Regions from separate parts of the Mus musculus genome. Here region 2 is linked to region 1. The links are chromatin loops, found by intact Hi-C in ENCODE. Cell type or tissue: left cerebral cortex. All regions are shown on one strand. Links, peaks and the distances in the headings refer to the core of each region. The heading gives the core; the rest is flanking DNA.

The links. Hi-C counts contacts between places; a loop is a spot of excess contacts. Peaks named below come from ENCODE experiments on the same cell type or tissue, not always from the same donor. Only the 100,000 strongest peaks of a DNase experiment are listed, where the experiment ranks them.
Region 2: it touches region 1 in a loop (6-fold over the local background); 2 of 42 quality-filtered maps call a loop at or near these places.

Annotation. Positions count from the first base shown.
Region 1 is chr4:47,249,497-47,252,303 of GRCm38, reverse strand. All of the region lies in intron 5 of Col15a1 (collagen, type XV, alpha 1), which reads right to left. Gm52733 (a long non-coding RNA gene) reads left to right here and starts at 227. Exons shown (of 3, transcript XR_003955398.1): 1 at 227-376; 2 at 1,115-1,172; 3 at 1,764-2,807. In left cerebral cortex, for the core only: a CTCF peak has its summit at 1,170 (motif pointing left); DNase peaks (open chromatin) are centred at 61, 419 and 1,049; H3K27ac peaks cover 2,017 bases.
Region 2 is chr4:47,311,682-47,314,488 of GRCm38, reverse strand. Col15a1 (collagen, type XV, alpha 1) reads right to left here. Exons shown (of 40, transcript NM_009928.3): 40 at 1,324-2,412. The coding sequence ends at 2,199. Among named protein-coding and RNA genes, the nearest start is that of Gm52732, 9.9 kb to the right of the region's middle. In left cerebral cortex, for the core only: no CTCF peak of the experiment used is centred there; a DNase peak (open chromatin) is centred at 1,598; H3K4me3 peaks cover 369 bases; H3K27ac peaks cover 983 bases.

The sequences.
Region 1 (2,807 bases), core at 24-2,523:
AAGTGAGGTGCCTCATCTCAAACACACGGCTCTTGGCTGCAGAAGGAATACGGGCGAGGAACCAAGTGTGGGCTGTGACAGTGTAGGCAGATCTAGTCTGAAGACTTCCGTGCCTTTTCAAGTTATTGTGGAGGTGTGTTTGTGTGGCTTTGCTTTGCTTTTGCCCACCCTCACAGTCACAATCGGATGTGCTCACTCACAGGTAGGTTCCTGTGGATCCACTATGTGCCCGGCTGTGGGCTGAGCCCTGGGGCACAGAACAGCCTCACAGGCTGTTATCACAGAGCACACAGGACAGCAGAAGCAAGAGCCAAGCTGGAAACAGGGGCATGGAAGCAAGTGGCCTCATGGGAGAGGATTTGGCCTGGATCCTGAGGTGGATAAGAATTTGCCAGAAGGAAGGAAGGAAGGGCGGGTGGAGTGGGGGTTCCAGGCAAGCAGAACTGCACAGAGCTGTCGGAATTGGAAGTCCCAGATGGTATGTCTGGGAAGCCGAGAGCCCTTAGGTGTGGCTGGAAGAGGTCCTGGCTGTGTCTGGGAATCACCCTCAGAGCTCTCTGCCAGTGTAGATTCTTGCTTTGCTCAGACACGCTGAACACCCCAGGGAAGCAGCCCTGGGGCTTCTTTAGTAAAGATCTCTGTCGGTTCCACACACATTTGGGTACAGGTGATTCATGTGTACAGCCAGAGCTGAGAAACAGAAGTTAATTCTAACTCAGCAGAAGGTACTTTTTTTTTTTTCAGATATGCAAAGGCACATGAACAGGAGCTGGCTCGGCAGGAGAGAAAGGCATGGGGCAGCAGAGGTGCCGACCCTAAACAGGACGAGCAGGGAGGGCTGGACAGGCTGTCTCTGGCTCTGTTTGTCAGTTAGAGTCCATGTCCCGGAGGGTAGCAAGCTACAAAGGCTGAAATGGAGAAGTGAGATTCTGACCAAGAAAGAAGCCAGACAGAGAAAGGAAGGGCTGTCTGAGACCAAGAGGGAAATTCCCTGTGCCAAAAAAGAGCCACGATGCCCTTTAAGGTAGAGTGAGGGTGTGGCCCAAGATGTGGCTCTGTCACCTTCAGGCCATGTGGCCTCAACAACACTGCTGTTCCACGCCCTCTCCTATAGAACAGACCACAGAAGCCCTCTCTGACATGAATCTGAACTCAGCAGCGCCCTCTGGAGGGTGAGCATGTGTAGGTGGAGGAACGAATGTAGAGGGACAGAAGAATCCTGAGGATGGTGTCTGCCATGTGGGTGTTGGGAACCAGCAGCTTTGGGACCAACAGGGTGGGTCTAGGGGAGTTCTCTTAAGCAGAGGACAGCCATAGAGGGTTTGCACAACAAGACACCAGCAAGCCAGTGTGGAGGGGATTCCAAAAGAACAGGGAACCAACTGCATTGAGTCTGGCCCTGAGCTCCTTGGCTTCTTGAAATCTTCACCAGCTAGTTTGCAGTGACCACCACAAGCCTTTACCCACCACTGCTGTGTATCGAGGTCTACTTGAGTGTTTGGACCATGTGGTTTGTCCACCTCTCAGACCAATCCACGGAGCAGGCATGCTCTGGACTAATGGGGGAAGCTATCTTAGAGACATTAGGTCTCCTGCTGAAGGCCAGTAGCCAGGAACAACAGGGCTAGGACCTACTGTGGGTAGGTCTCTGAGTACAGCCCTTCTCCCAAGTTTCTAAGAACTGGAGAAAGAAAAGAACGGGCTGCCTCAGAGACCCAAGTGCACCACGCCACTAGCCATTTCTCTTTCCATCACTTCTCCAGGTCTTCAGAGATCAATGTCACACCCTTTCCAGGTTGCTGCTGTCCCCTGCTCCCCACATCAGTCCCTATATCTGAAGCACTGGTGTCATGGTGGATCACCTTCCATGCAGGGTGCAAGGAAGACATCGTATCCACAGAACCGTGAGCTCTCTTCCTCTCCTGGTCGCCCTCTATGCTTGTCCTAAGATGGCTGTCTCCACGTTCCCCTCCCAAATCCGTGCCCCATTCTCACCCCTGTGACCCTCTCACCTCTCAGACCCTACTGCACTTTCTGGTCACTCTAGGAACCGCCAGGTTGTTAGTATTCTGAGTTAGCCTCTCTCTAGGTTATGAACTTGTCTATACAAAGCAACGTCATGCTTTGAGCCCTGAGCATGTGGCCCACTGACCTGTGCCAGGATGTGCCCATGGGTGGCTAAGCCTAATGGACACACAGGACTCCAATACTGCCCCCAAGCAGTGCACAGACTCCTGGATCCTCAGCTTCCCCATCTCAGCCAAGATTGGCCAAGGTCTTGGGGGTGCAGTGCCACAATCCCACCCAGACCACCCTTGGTTGGGTAGATATCAGGAGACCTGTGCTCTCAGTTTGCCCAGGTTCCCTTTCTGGTATAGACATCTGTCTAAGTCTTTCTAGCGTTAGCAGACTATGGTTCTTACCTGCCACACCCACATCCCTGCTGCCTGAGGTCTATACTGTACAGTCCCTGCCTTACTTCTGTTTCCCTGCTCTCTATCAGAAGCTTTCACTGAGTGCTGCGCCCAGCCTGGGAGCTGTCTTTGCTTGCAGCTCAGACGCTCCTTGCTATTATCAAAAGATGGGAGATCCTTGCAACTCCATGGTCTGACTCAAGGCTTTGGAAACCCCTTTCTCTTCTCTGCAGAACTCAGTCCCAGGAGGGAGAAATGTGGATGCTGGGATGAGGTGGGGGCTGCTTTGCCATGGGTTCAACACAACACTCAGTATCATTCAGGGTTATTTCCCTCATGCCGGGGACTTTCTGAGGCTCTCTCCTGACTGCCTTGTCTACCTCTCCAATGACC
Region 2 (2,807 bases), core at 66-2,565, 62 kb before region 1:
TCCTCCAGGGCATGCAGAGGGGGAAAGTCTCACCACCCTCTCCTAGGGTCAGGAGAAGTGGGCATCTCTCTTCCTGGCTTCCCTCAGCTCTGCTCCACCGTGTCCTTTCTATGGTCTCTGTTCTGGTGGGCTCTGACTGGTGTGGGTGACATCTATACTTCCTGACTCAGCACCCTCCTGTCCTCTTCCTCGTGCCACTGTGCCCATGCCAAGAACTCCCCACCTGTAACTTAGCACTGGATCTGTCCCCAGCCATCTACCACTGGGACTTTCCCCTGTAGCCATTTCTGTTTCTGACTCATTAGAAAGATTCTATGCTCTTCCTGCTGTGGATTTTGAAGTGGACGGTCTGGGTTGTTTTGTTTTATATTGTTTTGGTTTTGTTCTGAATTTCCTTCCTACTTCAAGGACTTAGGAGGATGCAGTCACTCCGATGACTTTCTGGGCCAGTCCCCACTGAATGGGAAGAAATAGCTCAGCATGCTTCTTGCCTACTGATGATGTTTCCAGAATCATGCACTTGGAGTGGAGATGGAACCAACAGGCATCCATATCCAGTGGTGCCTTGAGAGGACTTTGGGCCTGAGCCTGAAGCCAGCCCTGCACGTGCCAGCCACATGACTGGACCCAGGAAGGAGCCGAGCCTCCACTTGCATTTTTTCTTCATTTGTAAAGTAGAGGTTTAGAATGTACCCACTTTGCAGAGCTGGGGACCTCGTTTACCGATGATAAACTTTTACTGAGTGAAGCAGATACTGAGTGTGTCTATCCTGTTCACTGAGTGTGTCTATCCCGTTCACTGAGTGTGTCTATCCCGTTCACTGAGTGTGTCTATCCCATTCACTGAGAGTGTGTCTATCCCGTTCACTGAGTGTGTCTATCCCGTTCACTGAGAGTGTCTATCCTGTTCACTGAGAGTGTGTCTATCCCGTTCACTGAGTGTGTCTATCCCGTTCACTGAGTGTGTCTATCCCGTTCACTGAGTGTGTCTATCCCGTTCACTGAGAGTGTGTCTATCCCGTTCACTGAGTCTATCCCGTTCACTGAGAGTGTCTATCCTGTTCACTGAGAGTGTGTCTATCCTGTTCACTGAGTGTGTCTATCCCGTTCTCCTTGAGAGAGACAGAAGAGCCCAAAGCCATGCACTGAGACCCTGAGGCAACCACAGCAGAGCTTGCCTCCCACTCAGAGTCATCCCTACCTCACCCCGACCCCTCTTGTCTCCAGTGCTAGTGACAATATTAGCACACACACCCAGCCCTCTTCTGCCACAGTGCCAAGGAATGAAGGACCCAGGGGGAAAGACGTAAACAGGAGAAAGCACCTGGAAAAGATGTCTTTATGTTCTTACATGGAAAAAGATATCAAAGTCTATAGCACAATGATACAGAGATTTTTTTCTTTTCAGAAAATTCCTCTCAGCCAATCTGTTTCAGCTGCAGTCGTAATTCAAGGCTTGCCAAATGGAAATCATAAGACCGGGGCGGGGGAATGGGAAGGGACAGTAGAGAGGGGGAGGGAAGGATTCTGTGCTGTTTCTCTCCTAGAGTTTTAACTTCCCAGCAAGTCAGAATTACATCAACAGATGCCACGCTCAGCTATGACTGGGTAAACACGCAGAACTCTACAGCATGATGGCAATACTATTTTAGTGGGGACCACACCAAAGCCGGAGGAAACATGAGCGGGATCGTCTGAGCGGATCCCTTTCCCTGGCTGTGTGCGCGTGCGTGGAGTCACCAAGCGCCTGGATCACTCGTGACTTAGGAAGGGCCTGTGTGTCTAAAAGCTGATGTTGTAAGCAAACACAAAGCACATTTTACACTCAACAGCCATGGTTGCAAGGAAGAAATCGCTTTCTGAAGAATGCACTGGGGAATCATGCTGGCCTGTTTTCAGACTGTCCTACTCTGTGTCAGGGAATGTGTTCACACTGCGGGGGGTGGGGGTGGGGGGCGCGGGGGGGTCTTCCTGCAGAATCTAGCACCAATATGTGGATTGGATTTGACTTGGATCTGAGTCCTTTCTGTCTTTCCTTTTGAGTATACTGAGGTATGTTTTCTTTGGTTTCTCTTTTGACAGATGTGTAATATATATAAAAACCAAACTTGTAATATTTACAACATTTTAGACTTCAGTGTCAACTCTTCACATAAGAAATATCTTAGAACACTCTCTTAAGAATCATGGGAAGGTTATCACTTCCTAGTGTCTGTCATGAAACTGTTTTCGATGCACAGCACGATTAGCCTGTTAGCACAGCTGTAAGCTTTCTGGTCCAGAATCTTCCCTGTGCTCAGTGGGGAGGCAAATCCGGTTACTGCCATGTCCGTGGTTCGCCAGGCTTCACAGTACTTGTCCACAAGACGGACACCATGGGGGTTGGAGCCGTGCCAGACCACCTTCTGGGGCCTAGAAAGGAATTTTATAGTGTTACTTTTTAAATGGCATTTTTTTAATAACAGGAAGTTCTTCATTTCTTTTTATTTTATTTTACAGTTTGTGTGTGTGTGTGTGTGTGTGTGTTTCAGAGTTCAACACTGCATGTCTTCCTCAATCATTCCCTACTCTATTTTTTGAAGCACAGTCTCTCACTGAACCTAGAGCTTGCCAATTTAGTTAGATCTGATGGCCACCAAACACCAAGGACCTACCAATTTCTGCCACTCAGTGCTGGCGTGGCTGAAGCGTGCTGCCCCACCTGGCTATGAGATAAGTGATGGAGACCTGAGCTCAGGTTGCCGTGCTTGTGCTGCAAGCCCTTGGCCCGCTGAGCCATCACCCTAGTTCCTAAATAGCAGTTCTTT